Regions from separate parts of the Mus musculus genome. Here regions 2 and 3 are each linked to region 1. The links are chromatin loops, found by intact Hi-C in ENCODE. Cell type or tissue: heart. All regions are shown on one strand. Each heading gives the region's core, and the rest is flanking DNA. Links, peaks and the distances in the headings are about the cores only. Region 1 has its middle 14 kb from the start of 5730460C07Rik. Region 2 overlaps St6galnac3 (ST6 (alpha-N-acetyl-neuraminyl-2,3-beta-galactosyl-1,3)-N-acetylgalactosaminide alpha-2,6-sialyltransferase 3). Region 3 overlaps St6galnac3 (ST6 (alpha-N-acetyl-neuraminyl-2,3-beta-galactosyl-1,3)-N-acetylgalactosaminide alpha-2,6-sialyltransferase 3).

Evidence for each region. Hi-C counts contacts between places; a loop is a spot of excess contacts. Peaks named below come from ENCODE experiments on the same cell type or tissue, not always from the same donor. Only the 100,000 strongest peaks of a DNase experiment are listed, where the experiment ranks them.
Region 2: a loop joins it to region 1, with 4 times the contacts of the local background. A loop is called at or near these places in 8 of 42 quality-filtered maps.
Region 3: it touches region 1 in a loop (7-fold over the local background); 17 of 42 quality-filtered maps call a loop at or near these places.

The regions. Positions count from the first base shown.
Region 1 is chr3:153,801,779-153,810,321 of GRCm38, forward strand. No RefSeq gene overlaps it. Among named protein-coding and RNA genes, the nearest start is that of 5730460C07Rik, 14 kb to the left of the region's middle. In heart, for the core only: a CTCF peak has its summit at 4,788 (motif pointing left); a DNase peak (open chromatin) is centred at 4,753; H3K27ac peaks cover 2,367 bases.
Region 2 is chr3:153,674,074-153,676,573 of GRCm38, forward strand. All of the region lies in intron 1 of St6galnac3 (ST6 (alpha-N-acetyl-neuraminyl-2,3-beta-galactosyl-1,3)-N-acetylgalactosaminide alpha-2,6-sialyltransferase 3), which reads right to left. Among named protein-coding and RNA genes, the nearest start is that of St6galnac3, 50 kb to the right of the region's middle. In heart, for the core only: a CTCF peak has its summit at 1,149 (motif pointing right); no DNase peak of the experiment used is centred there; H3K27ac peaks cover 444 bases.
Region 3 is chr3:153,657,550-153,660,049 of GRCm38, forward strand. All of the region lies in intron 1 of St6galnac3 (ST6 (alpha-N-acetyl-neuraminyl-2,3-beta-galactosyl-1,3)-N-acetylgalactosaminide alpha-2,6-sialyltransferase 3), which reads right to left. Among named protein-coding and RNA genes, the nearest start is that of Gm52633, 63 kb to the left of the region's middle. In heart, for the core only: a CTCF peak has its summit at 1,035 (motif pointing right); no DNase peak of the experiment used is centred there; H3K27ac peaks cover 1,091 bases; H3K27me3 peaks cover 295 bases.

The DNA of each region.
Region 1 (8,543 bases), core at 3,533-6,032:
ATGGCAGGATGTGGCGAGATGTTAGTAGTTTCCCTGTGAACAAGGATGTGCTGAGAGTTGGCATAAGTGATACTGGGAGCTAGAGAGATGGCTCGGCAGTTAAGAGCATTTGTTGCTCTTGCAGAGGACCCAGGTTCTGTTCCAAGTACCCACCTGGTGGCTCACAACAATTTGTAACTCTGGTTCCAGTGCCTTCTTCTGAGCTCTATAGACAGCAGGCATGCACGTGGTGCACATACATATATGCAGGCAAAATGTTCATGCACATAAGTAAGCTTTAAAACAATTGATGCATGGAAATACGTAGGGCAATCCCTGATGTGTACAGTAACTACATATAACTATATAATTGTATATAACTTTAATAAGAGTTATAATCACTAAAATAACCATTTTAATGTTCCCTGTGAGATGTGGAGAATTAGGGAAACCCCACAGCACTATGGTGCCATCTTCCTAACCCAGTGATGCCAGGGTTAAGTGAAATAGCCAATATGTTGTGGGAGTTTTACAGAGAATAAAGCATATCCCTCTAGTGTCTAAGTTGGCAGCTGTGATCACCTTTGTGATCTGGATTCCATTTCCTACAATCATTTGCAGGTGTACCATGAACTTTTCGTATGCTGACTTCAGAATAGCTAACTAAGCTGGAAAGCGTAAAACCTGTTAGAACAATAATTCCCTTACAGCATTAGACAGGACAGGTCCTGTTATCCTTCCGACACCCACCTCAGGCACTGCTGCCGACCGCATCACCACCGGCTACACAATGTGTTGTGGTGTCCACGTGGAAAAGCAAGCAGCTTTGCCAGTTTAAAATAGATGAGATGGTCACCTGGATTTGCTTAAAGAATCCCAACTCTCTCTATATGCGATAATTAAAATGCAACATGGCATGTGTATCTCTCTATATATGAGTGTGCACATATGTGTGTGTGTGGTCACATGTGTGCGCATGTGGAGGCCAAAGGTTAACTTTGAGAAGCTTCTTCGTCATTCTCCACCTGACATTGTTGAGACTGCTCTGTCACTGAAGCTGGTGCTCTCAGAGTTGGGGAGACTGGCTGGCCCTCGGTGCCTCCCACCCTGAGCACTGGAGATAAAGACACGCACTGTCATGCCTCATTTTTACCTGGACACCAGGGATCTAGCCTCAAGGCACCATACTTTCAAAGTAAGCATTTTATCCAATGAACCACCTCCACAGTCCCAAAATATTTTAATGTGTAAATGCATAAAGTGTATGAAATCTTTTGTTTATTGAGACAGAGCTGAATTTTCTGGACCAATATTTCAAAACATGCAAAATAAGATTCAATAAATAAGAAGTTCCAGGCATTTTGGGGACACAGGGGATTCTAAACGGAAGTCAAACACAGACCACTTAGCATCATTTTCCGACTGAAATTTTTCTTTGGTGCTGATGTGACTTAAGATCTGTTGCAGATTGAGTCTGGTCTAGGTTCTGTACTCTAGAATGAGTGTACTTAGCTGGGGAACCTGCAAAAATGGTGTATGGCTTTCCTTGTTAATAAATATCAGTTTATTGAGGGCTCTTCTATGGCAGCAAAATCACAGAGCTGTGTTCCATGTGGGTGGAACAGACAGCAAGGACTTGGCAAGACTAGACTTCATCTTGCTTTGCCATTGTGGGGACACAGACAGGCTGGGAGGCCACCATATGCAGAAGCTGGCCTTTCCCTGAATCTTACTCCTCTGTCAACGTCACCTTCTGTCCTGAAAGACCCAATTCAAAACTGATTCTTTATAAAAGGATTGAGACAAACATCCTTAAAGATGCATAAAATCAAATGCTGTTTGAATAACCTGAGAAAATTGTGTTTTAATTTTTGATAAAACTATCCTGATGCTCCTCATGGAAATAGCTCCAAGGAAAATCTTGTTAGAGGCCTCTGGCTTCATGGCTCAAAACAGAGGTAAGAGACCAAAAAGAGCATTGCTGTATAAACTGATTTCATAGCAAGTCAAAGTCACTGACTCTAAGATCCTAGCTGAAAGGGGTTGGAGCAATGGCTTCGTGGTAAGAGCACTGGCAGCACTTCTAGAAGACCCAGCTTTGATTTCTAGCACCCATATGGAGGCTTATATTGATCTGCAATACCAGTCCCAAGGGATCTGGTGCTTTCTGGCCTCTGTGGGCACTGCATACATGCAAACAAAACACCCACACACATATAAGAAATAAATAAAAATTTAAAAACTATAATGGAATTGAAACCATAAAAAAAATTTTTTTTAAAGATCCTGACTGAGTGGTATCAGTGAAGGAGAACATGCATTCCCTGGCTCTGACAACAGACATAGATTTGAGAGAGACTCAGAAGATAGACTACTTAAAAGAATGAAGTCAGTTGGGTCATTACATTAAGTCAAAGATAATACGTATGATATCTATTTTCACGCATGTGCGCACACACCACAGACACACAGTCTGACTATATCGTTACGTCCATGCACGTATAAATAGGATAAACAGAAGAGTGGAGTTACTCTCCAGTTTTCTCTTTTGAGCTTTGAACCCCATCCCTCACTCCCAAGTATATCCAGCCCACTCTAGACACTCCTGCATCTCTATCCCGCCAGCCTTTCTCTGGGTCTCTCCATGTCTCATGTTCCCAATCTCCATCTCAGAACCATGGTCTAAATTAGAGAAAATTAACTCACTCAAAGATCTCTGGGCAGTCTGATATCAGATTCTGTTTTCTGCAGGGAAAGTAGCTATAAATCAAGATTTCGAAGTGAGTCTTGGATTATACAACAATTAATTTTGAGAAAATAAGATATTACAAATGGAAAATATTCAGAAACCCCTCTATCAGGAGCCACGTTGTCCCTCTAGCCTTCCTCCCTTGGTTCACAACTTGTCTTACAACTGTGGAGAGAATCAGTTGCTTATTAAGCCATGGCCTGGTGAGGAAGAAATCGTATATGGGGCATGGTCAGAATAGCAGAATGAACTTTTCAACAAAAATGTCAGCCCTGTATATGCTGGAGTTTCTAGAAGATGTTTCTGCCCAGCTACACGGGGAGGCTCTGTAACCACACCTCTGCTAGAGATAGCTCAGAAATTTCTAAATAATTCTCTTTGAGGGTTGCAGCATAGCAATATCTGTAGCTTGAAATACATCTCTGAACTTTTGAGTGTGTGTGGTTTTTATTTTTAAAATCCATTAAAAGTCATTTGAATTTAAATATAGCACTCAAACTTGGTTAAGTATCATCTGAGGTCAAAACAAAATATAGCTTTAAAGTCCTCCCCAGGATGAGTTATTCTTCTGCCTCTTCCATTGGATGATGCTGGAGTCTACCCACACATAAAGAATGCTGCGTGCTAATGGGAAGAGATAACATGGTTCCCAGCTAGTTCGGAAAGTCATTTCCTTCTTCTTCATTTTTTTTTAAACTCTAATAACAATTTTAATTTATTATGTATTTTTGAATGTATTTGATTTTTGAGGTTTACTTTTCTTTTTTATTGGATATTTTCTTTATTTACATTTCAATCCTGGTTTTCCCTCCAAAAACCCCCTATCCCTTCCCTCTCCCCTTGCTCACCAACTCACCCACTCCGATTCCTGGCCCTGGCATTCTCCTATACTGGGGCATAGAACCTTCATAGGACCAAGGGCCTCTCCTCCCATTGATGACCGACTAGGACATCTTCTGCTACATACGTAGCTGGAGCCATGAGTCTCACCATGGTTGGTGGTTTAGTCCCTGGGCACTCTGGAGGATCTGGTTGGTTCATATTGTTATTCCTTCTATGGGACTGCAAACCCCTTCAGCTCCTTGGGTCTTTTCTCTGGCTTCTTCATTGGGGACCCTGTGCTCCGTCCAATGGATGGCTGTGAGCATCCGCCTCTGTATTTGTCAGGCACTGGCAGAGCCTCTCAGGAGACAGCTATATCAGGCTCCTGTCAGCAAGCTCTTGTTGGCATCCATAATAGTGTCTGGGTTTAGTGGTTGTATATGGGATGGGTCCCCAGGTGGGGCAGTCTCTGAATGGTCATTTCTTCAGTTTCTACTCCACACTTTGTCTCTGTAACTCCTTCCATGGGTATTCTGTCATTTCAACACGTGAAGAGTAACCGTAGGATCTCCTTAGATTTCTACTTCAAACAGAAATGGACTGATATTTTTTATATATCGATATTCTGTTTGTTTATTTGTTTGTTTGTTTGTTTGTTTAACAAAATTCCTAGGCAGGCAAGGTGGCTCGGTGTGTAAAAGTGCTTGTCCCACAAACCTGAAGGTCTGAATTCAATTCCCAGAACTCAGGTAAAAATGGACAGCGCAGTGGAGCATGTCTGTAATTTGGCCCTTCTACCACAAGATAAAACACGGAGACACGGAGACACGGCGAGTTGCCTGAAACTTGAAGGTCAAGTAGGCTGGAGTATGGTGCACAGCATCAAAGAAAGACCCCACCTCAAACAAGGTAGAAGGTGAGAACTGACTCCTCAAACCTGCCCTGACCCCCACATGCATTCTCTGACGTGTTGTGCTGTGCTTGCATGCACGTGTGTTCACACACATCCCACACACATTTTGCTTGGTTGGTTTTTGAGGGTTTTTTGGATTGTTTTTGTTTTTGTTTTACAAACAAGAGGGAAAGGAGTACTCCTGAAGGTTAGTATGCCCGGGCCCAGCCCCTCTGTCTGGATTAGCATACTTGGAGGAGGAATGCTGGTAGGCTGAGCTGGCACGGAGCCAGGTTTCCTTGACAACTCGCTCTCCATATCTGACAGCAGGCGCCACCTGCTGTCCACACAAAGCAAGCACAACAGGCGGGCATCCTGCTGGAAGTCTATGAGGGAGATGCAGGTGTATTATTTATGCTGGCAGAGGAAATGCCCAGACTGGAGTGAACTAGACAGGACCAAAAAGGCTGGAACCAGGAAGAGGTGTCTTCTTGCCCACACGGGATAGGTGGGTTGCCATGAGTGACCGTGATGTAACATACCTGACCTATGTACGTGGGGATGTCTGTGTGTGTGTGCACATACATGCACATGCATGTGGAAACCAGGGGAAAACCTTTGTTATTCTTTAAGTGCTGCCCACCTTGTTTATTTTTTGTTTGTTGTTTGTTTTTTAATGACAGGAAGACAAGGCTCCTCACTGGTCTAGCCCTTGCTAAGTAGGCTAGCCCGACTTGCCCGTGAGCCTCAGGGATCAGTCTGTCTCTACCTCTGCAGCACCAGGATTATAAGCTTGTCATATCACCATAGCCTTTTCGTTTTGGTTTGTTTGGGATTATCAAGACAGGGTTTCTCTGTGTAGCCATGGCTGTCTTGGAGCTCACTCTGTAGACCAGGCTGGCCTCAAACTCAGGCTGCCTCTGCCTCCCTAGTGCTGCTAAAGGCGTGTGTCATTGCCACTGGGTGGATCATCCTGTTGTTAGAGCCAGCACTTCTCTGACTGAGATACCATCCCTGCCCATTGTAGAAAACACAATGTTCCTGTGTACAAAGCACAGGAGCGGAAGTCAGGTGATCTTATCGTTTCTGCCTTACCATTCATCAGCAGTTGATCCATGGCAGAGGCGTTGGTAGGTAATTCTGTCTATTCCCTTCATCGATGGTTTAACTCAAACCTCATGAGGGGCACATGAAAGCCAAGGAGTTTAAGTTGTTGTGGAGACATTAACTTCACACTAGGAATGAGCTCAGAAAGGTTAAGTAAGTTTCCCGAACTCACACAGCTTGTTTGGTGGTTTGAATAAGAACGGCCCCCATAGAATACTTGGCTCATAGAGAGTCGCACTTTTAGGAGGTGTAGCCTTGTTAGAGGAAGTGCACCACTGGGAAGGCGGGCTTTGAGGTCTGAGGTGCTAGACCTAGTAGGTCAGTCTCCTGCTGCCTATGGTCAAGATATAGACTTCTCAGGTCCTTCTCCAGCACCATGTCTGCCTGCAGGCTGTCACACTTCCTGCCATCATGATAATGGACTGAAACTCTGAAACTGTAAGCCAGCCCCGATGAAATGTTTTCCTTCATAAGAGTTGCTGTTGTCTTGGTGTCTCTTCGCAGCACTAGAACACTGACTAAGGAAGCTCACATGTTTCAGAGTTGAAGTAGAAATTTTTCTACTTGCCCCTGGGTTGCTACTCAATTGGCTGGTGGCTAACAGTTGTTTACAAAGAAAGAAAAGAAGAAGTACCTGTGTGGCCTCAGTCCCCAAACGTCACCGCACAACACACACAGTACCACCCAGCCACACCCTAAGATAATGTGCATGACTTATGACTCAGGATGGCTGCATCTCCTTCCCATGCTCTCTCGATACTCTGGAAGTGGCAGCTGGAGGCAGATTTTAGGATGTTTGGCTCACAGAAAGTGTCATCTTCTTAGCCAAAGGACACAAAGGCAGAAGACCAGAAAGCAGGCAGGTGAGACAGTTCTGAGTGAGGAACAGCCCCTGTTCGGAACAGAGCTGCTCTGAGCCACTGAGGAAGCTTGGTTCTTTTGTGAATGTGTGATCTCCAGGCCTCGTCTAAACCCAACTGATCCCAGTAAGAGTCAGGGTTGCAGAGTTGTGCCCACCCGCTGCATTGTCCCCCGAAACATTAGCTATCTGAGTTTGTTTGAAGGCCAACAACCTCATCTAACCACAGCAGTGCACACTCTCCGTACTGCAGCACGCCAGCCAGTCGGCCCACAGCTGCACAATTTTCTTGAGCCAGAGACAAATCACAAACACAAGGAAAGAAAACACACCGAGGAAATAAGACTCTCCCCCAAAGTGGTGGCCTTTGTCTCCAGGAGCTGTTCTCTGACTCAAACCTCTGCTCTCTTGAAGACACATCTGGAAGTTTGATTGTTTCCATCTGGTAAACGCGCGGGCCGTGACACCTCTATCTCATGTCTAACTTTCAATTTAGACTCTTGAGATTACTAAGAACATTTCTCCACCTACGATCTGCGCCATCGAGAAGGTTGGAGTTCAGTGCAGGGATGTACATAACGAGGGCTCCCAAAGCAGCTTTAGAGTGAATTAGATCGTGTTTGTGGGTGCTCCATGGAAGCCGGATAGGACTGTGAACATGTCGAGGTTCAGCTGCTGTGTAGTGAGTACAAAGAAGTTGTCATAGGGGGCTGGTGAGATGGCTCAGTGGGTTAGAGCACCCGACTGCTCTTCCAAAGGTCCAGAGTTCAAATCCCAGCAACCACATGGTGGCTCACAACCATCCGTAACAAGATCTGACCCCCTCTTCTGGAGTGTCTGAAGACAGCTACAATGTACTTTACATATAATAAATAAATAAATAAATAAATAAATCTTTAAAAAAAAAAAAAAAAAAAAAAAAGAAGTTGTCATAGGCATGAGGTTACACTAACGCTCATAGGAAGCCCTAAAACGAATGTCTGGGAAGAGAGGGAAGGGAGTCACAGAAACAGGCAGGAGTGGAAAAGTTACTCCTCGATTCCCTCGCTTGAAATGGGAAGACCTGGTGGTTCTGAAAGCTCTGTGGGATTACCGGAAGCCTTGGCCTGACGTTTAGTGGCCGTGTATCCCTGACTGACTTTCCCCAACTCCTCTCGCCTTTCTGGAATAAGGACAATAGCAGCAGAGCAGACTTAGAGTGAGAGTCACATAATGTCACCAGAGCAGTGCCCAGAACAAGTAGGCGTTTAGTAATTAGGGCAATTATTATCATGCCAGGAGCCAGGTAAGGATTGAGACCTGTGATGGTTAAACATCATTGTCAACTGGGTAGAAGTTAGAATCACCATGGAAACCAACATCTGGACTCATCTGTGAAGTGTCGTATTGTACACTTCCTAATTCTGAAATAATTTTCCCTCAAGAAAAGTTACATGCATACATACATGCTACAGTGTAACACCGTTCATAAGATTTCAAAGATTTGTTTTGCCCAACAACCAATGGTCGGCATCTTGTCCTGCAGGTTGTACAAGGTGCAATATTAGCAATCTCCCAGTGACAGCTTTTGTAAACAGAGCCTCCGCAGGTCATGCAAGCATAAGCTCAGAGAAAGAAACAGAGTAGCAGCCTTAACATCTGTGTGAAAGCTTGTCTGAGAATAACAGTTCTACAGTTCAGGAAGCCAGTTACTTCTTTAACAGGAAAAGAAAAGCTCAGGGTCGCACACAGGTGGCTTTCACCATGGCAACACCGGGGGCTGGGGCACAGATACTCTCTTTATTACTTTCTGTAATTTCATCTCTAAAAACTCTATGTAAGCATGAAAGAAGAGAAATGCCCCGAGAGAAAGCAAAGGCCAGCGAGACATATGGGAAAGGCAGCCAGAAGCACACAATCACGATGAATTGTCTTTCTGGTGTGCTGTGTATCTGGCTTGTTAGCGTTTGGAGGAAGATATATGGATTTGGAGGAAATCTGTGCTTATTATAATGTGAAGGTGTAGTTATTGTTTTGTTTATATTTGTTGGGTTTTGGTATCAGTGTAAGGCTAGCTTCAAAGTTCTCCAGTGTTTTATGATAGCTTAGGCTGTGTATGCTTTTTGGCATGTGGCCATGTCGAGGAAATCTAGAGT
Region 2 (2,500 bases), core at 1-2,500, 130 kb before region 1:
CATGACCCAACCCCCCTTCCTTCTCCACCATCCTGTTGCCAGGCACTGTGTCACAGCAGTGATGACTGAGGTCTGACCCAGGTCCTGACCCAAGGTCCCCACTTGTCCCCATTACATGCTGTTCCTCAGAGACACATTTATAAGGAAGCTTCTATGTACAAAGGGCTCTCACAAGACTGGGGGTGTACTTTATAACGAAGCTATTTACTTATAGGAATCACGGTGCGGGAGGCAGGAGAAGGAGAAAGACCTTTCCATTAAGGTAATTACTTGGCAAGTTTTGTGATTAGTCATTCATTCCAGTTGAAACAGGGCCCAAGGTAGATATACACCCAAGAGGAAGAGAACGAAGAGGAAGAGGCGGGAAGAGACGGAAGGGAACTAAGGAGGAGCACATGGGGAGGAAGGGGATGACTGAGAAAACAGACTTCTCTGCTTTAGTTTCTCTTGAAAGACTAGAAGTAACTTATCAGCAAGACTCTCGAGATAGACTTCTAAAAAAAAACATATCTCAAAGCAAAGCAATGAGGCCCTTTCCTATGTGAGGGAGGCTGTGGTGGTAGTGGTCGAAGGTCTGTATTATCTTGCACATCCAGTTAGATTTCCAGACCAAATCCGAGGGGAGCCGCTGTATCCACCAGCAGGAGGAAGATTTACACAAACTGAACGAAGCTTTCCACAGGGCCCCCACTCAACTGACTTGTCCATCTAAACGAGATCCTAACACAGAGGCGCAGGATAAAAGCGGGAGCTGGTGCGGTGAGCACCAAAGGAAATCTGGCCGCGCCACAAGTGGTAAAGACTCCTCAGGAAGATGTCATTATCAGTATTAAAGACAAGGCAGAGAAACGCACACCACCACCCAGGTGCATAGGGCTCAGAGGATGGCAGAAGCAGTTAGCAGAAAAGGCTCAGAAGCCATCTACATAAGGGTGCGCTGTCCACTGATGGGAAACGCCCTCTCTGTAACACCCGCTCCGATCTCAGTGTACTCTAGGCACTAAAATAACATGTCAAGGGGACTTTATGACTCTTTCCAGATGGACCACAAGACTTCACGCTGCCAACTGAAAGTGATTCAATAAGAAGCGGAGTCTCAAAGCTGAGCAGGGTGGAAGGGTCAGCACTGTGAGGACCACTGTCACTTCCAGCAGGGGGCGCTGTGAGGGGCACGCCAAGGAGTCCCAGAGAACGGAGACCAACAGCCAACCAGATGCCAGAGAACAGAGGCCAACAGCCAACCAGATGCCAGAGAACGGAGGCCAACAGCCAACCAGATGCCACTGGCGGGCAGTCTGCACCGTGCTGACACCTGGCGAGCACCTGATTGCCATCCCTGAAGCAAAGGAGCCAGGGAATTGATTTCTTGGCCCTTTCGTTGCACATACGGAATCCGGCAGGCACAGGACTTGACTGCTCCCGCTGAAATAAGCTCAGAGAGGAGCTGCCCCAGAGAAATGTCACTCAAGCCACATGTGTGGCTTTTAATTGTCTAGTAACAGTAACAGCTTTAACAAGAAGTAAAAGGGAAACACGTAAAATTAACTTTGATATATCTCATTTAATCCATACATGTAAGATATTCAAGTAACCAATAATAGAAACTATTAATGGAATGTTTATCTTCGTTTATTTTTTTTAAATTTACTTTTTTTTTAAATAGTGAACAAGTGCTCTCTTCAAGGCAGGGAAATAGAATTACAAATCCAGAAGGACAATTGAGGAACCTTTAAAATATATTTTTTTAATGAATTTTTCTGAAAATTTCTTACAAGGTGTTTTCATCACACACACACACACACACACACACACACACCCCTATGGTGTGCACTTCTTCCAAATGCACCCCCACCTCCTCGCCCCGCCCCCACCATCACAAAAGGAAAAAGAAAGTTAGGGAAGCAGGCTGACTGTGGTCTGTGCTTAACAATACAGCAAATGGCACCTTCTTTGAAATGGAAATCAGATGGGGGGCGGGGGAAAGAGTCAATACAGCTTGGCAGGGCACAGTAGGTGGTAGGCCCAGCAGGGCCTCACTGAGGGACGTGCTGCAGCATCGGGGAAGGTCAGGTGGAGCACCAGGCAAGGTCAGGTGGAGCAGCTCACCATGGAGACACGCCACGATCCAGCCTGGTCCATGTCTCCATCCAGAACTGCTCAAAATCTTTAGTCACCTTGACAGAACAGGGCATGGCTTTCCAAGGACGCTAACTGGACTTCCCACCTGTCTCTGACTCCCCAGCAATAAAGCTGTTCCCAGGAGGAAGGAGGAGATGAGGGCCAATGCCCACCGAGGGTCACCCTGCCCTCCAGCCATCAGCAGAAGTCCAGGTAATGTTGGCTTCCTCCCTTCACCAGCTTCTGAGCCTCTTACTGCTGTGTGAGAAGTCACGTTCTTTTACTCTTTGGAGAACATCTAAATTGTTAGAAACCTGACCCTGAGAAAGCACGAGAATAAATAAAGGAAACGTTGATCCTGATGCCGGTGAGGTAGAAGCAG
Region 3 (2,500 bases), core at 1-2,500, 150 kb before region 1:
CAGGAGGTCTGACTTGTCACCTCAGCTCAGCAACTGACCAGTGGTGAGGCACCAGCTTCCCTTCTGAGGTCTGGTCTCACTGGCCTCACGGATCACCTGTCTAGGGCCCTCATAGCTCATGGCCTCAGGAATGTGGCAGAGGGCTGAGTGTTCCACTCTAATGTCCTCAGTTTCTGTTATGTGGGTGCCTCTGCCCATCTCAGAGGCTCTAGGCTGGTGAAGCCTGCACCCACAAGGCAGGATAACCCAGAGGCTTCCACCTGCCTGGACAGAGTGGAGTTCCAATCCTCAGCAGGGTCTGCTGCTGCAAGGATTGCTGGTCCGGAACACACCCTCTCTGGTCTTCTGTCCCACTCCTCTCTATACAGTTTTCTGGTACTATCGCCCACAGCAGGCTCTTGAACTAGAATCCTTTGGAAGAAATCCAGATTGAAATAGAGACAGCATGGCTTTCTAGCAATCCACTCTGTAACACAAGAACTAGTTCATTTCTGTCCAGAGCTGACCCCAAAGCAACCTTAGGGGGAAAGCCTCATTTTAATACGGCTCTGAAGCTCTGGCTGATTCCTGGTGGCTCTCAGCGATGAAAAGTGACACTACTCTGTCACCTGCTCTGTGTGCTAGGGACCACTAGTGCCACTTCTCTCTTAGAAAGGGCCAAAGGCTAATGTCATGAGAAAGCAGGCCAAGTCCAAGGTGGCTGACGCAGGCCTTTGAACCTGCGCTTTCACAGTCCACGGACCTGAAATGTCAGTGCTCCCTGACAGTGGTGCTAAGGGAACAACTGCTCGACCAACTTCGATTATCTCTGGTAAAAAGAAGCCAAATTCACAGGAACACGGAGCCTGGCATCCTCTGTCCGGTGTAAGCGGAGAGCTGGGGCGTCTCTGAAGCCGCCTAGGAAACACACTTCTGGGCGTGCCTGTGAGCATCGGCTGAGGTGGAAAGACTCGCTCTATATGTGTCACGGGCTGTCTCAAACAACCACACAGCTACTGGCCCCCAACCTGCTGCACCGAGCAGCCACCACTAGAGGCCACCACACGTACCTCTGCACCTGAAACCCTTCATTAACATCCTCCAGATAACTCAGAAGTGAGACTCACGTTGCGAGTGAATGCAGTCTACAGATACGCAAATTCACACCTAAGGGAAGGTCTCAGTGCCCTGCCAACGCATACACTGAACAGAGGGCAAGGCCACTGTGGCTGTACAATGGAAGCTGACAGCAGTCCCCACTACATCCACCACGCCATGGATGTGGAAGAGAGTAAACAGGCTAACACCTTAGGGATACACTAAGGCAGGTGTGCCTGGGAAGACGGCAGAAAGCAATTAGGGAAGAAGACCCAACCCAGGCTGAGGATGAAGAAACCTCATGGCCAGCCCTGCTCACAGGTAAGAGTGGGGAGCCTGATGTCTGCCGTCGGCCTTGCCTAACACCATTAAGGGGGGAATGTAAGCTGGAACAGAGTGGGAAAGGTTAAAGAGGAACGTTGAGGCTAACTTGAAAGAATCATGGCTTTCACACCAGAAACTGGGCATAAAAGCAGCTCACCAGGCTGGTGACTGATGGAGCCATCCTGACAGGAACCACAAAGAGGCTCTTAAAGGGAGTCTGTAAGAAAGCGTTGGATCAGTGGAGCTGTCAGACCTGAGACAACCCAGCCCAAATGCAGTGTGCCACACTGTCCTGCCACTGTAGCTGCACGGGTAGGTCACCCTTTCACCATGCAGCACCTCACTCGTGAGAGCAAGCATCTCAGGCTAGCTCCAGCCCGCAGACAGACCCTTGTTCTTTAGCCTCTTGCTGTGTCCCTCAGCAAATGTCACTCAGCACACCAGACAAGTCCTGGAGCTCCCTATGACCGGGTCAGTTATAATATGTGGACGACACTTGCACAAGCCTGCCTGCTACAGCCTAGGTAGCCACAGGTGACAAGTGGAGAACAGAGAGGATGCAGATCAGGCAGGGCAAGAAGGGCTAGCCCAGTCAGGACGATGCTTACCTTGCGAACATACGGGGCGGAATTCATCCCCAGAGCATATTACTAATGTGATGGACCTTTGTTACCAAAGAACTGTACTTAGAAAAGGAAACAAACTTCAGAGAAATAAAAATCCCAGCAACAGCCCCTGGAGTATAGGAGGCCCCGCCACAAGGCTCGTGAAGAAGTGGAACAGAGGCCTCAGCACAGTCCACTCAGTCCACTGTCAGCCTGAGACGCCCGCCAAGCTGGCTGGCTGAAAGAACATGCTGGGTCTGTTCTGTTTGCTGTAGTTTTCTGAGCAGGCTCCATGGTGAGCGAAGAGGCGAACAGGAATCTTCCATTATCCCTTTCAGCTGAAAAGAAACCTCACCACAGAATGCACTTACTGTGAAAGTTGGTACAAACAGCAGCCACGGGGAGGTCGCGATTAGAGGAGGCTTCCAGGGAGAACGGCTTCTTAGAGAGTTGGACTCTGATGGGCAGAGGGAGATGGTGACGGGTGAGGGGTG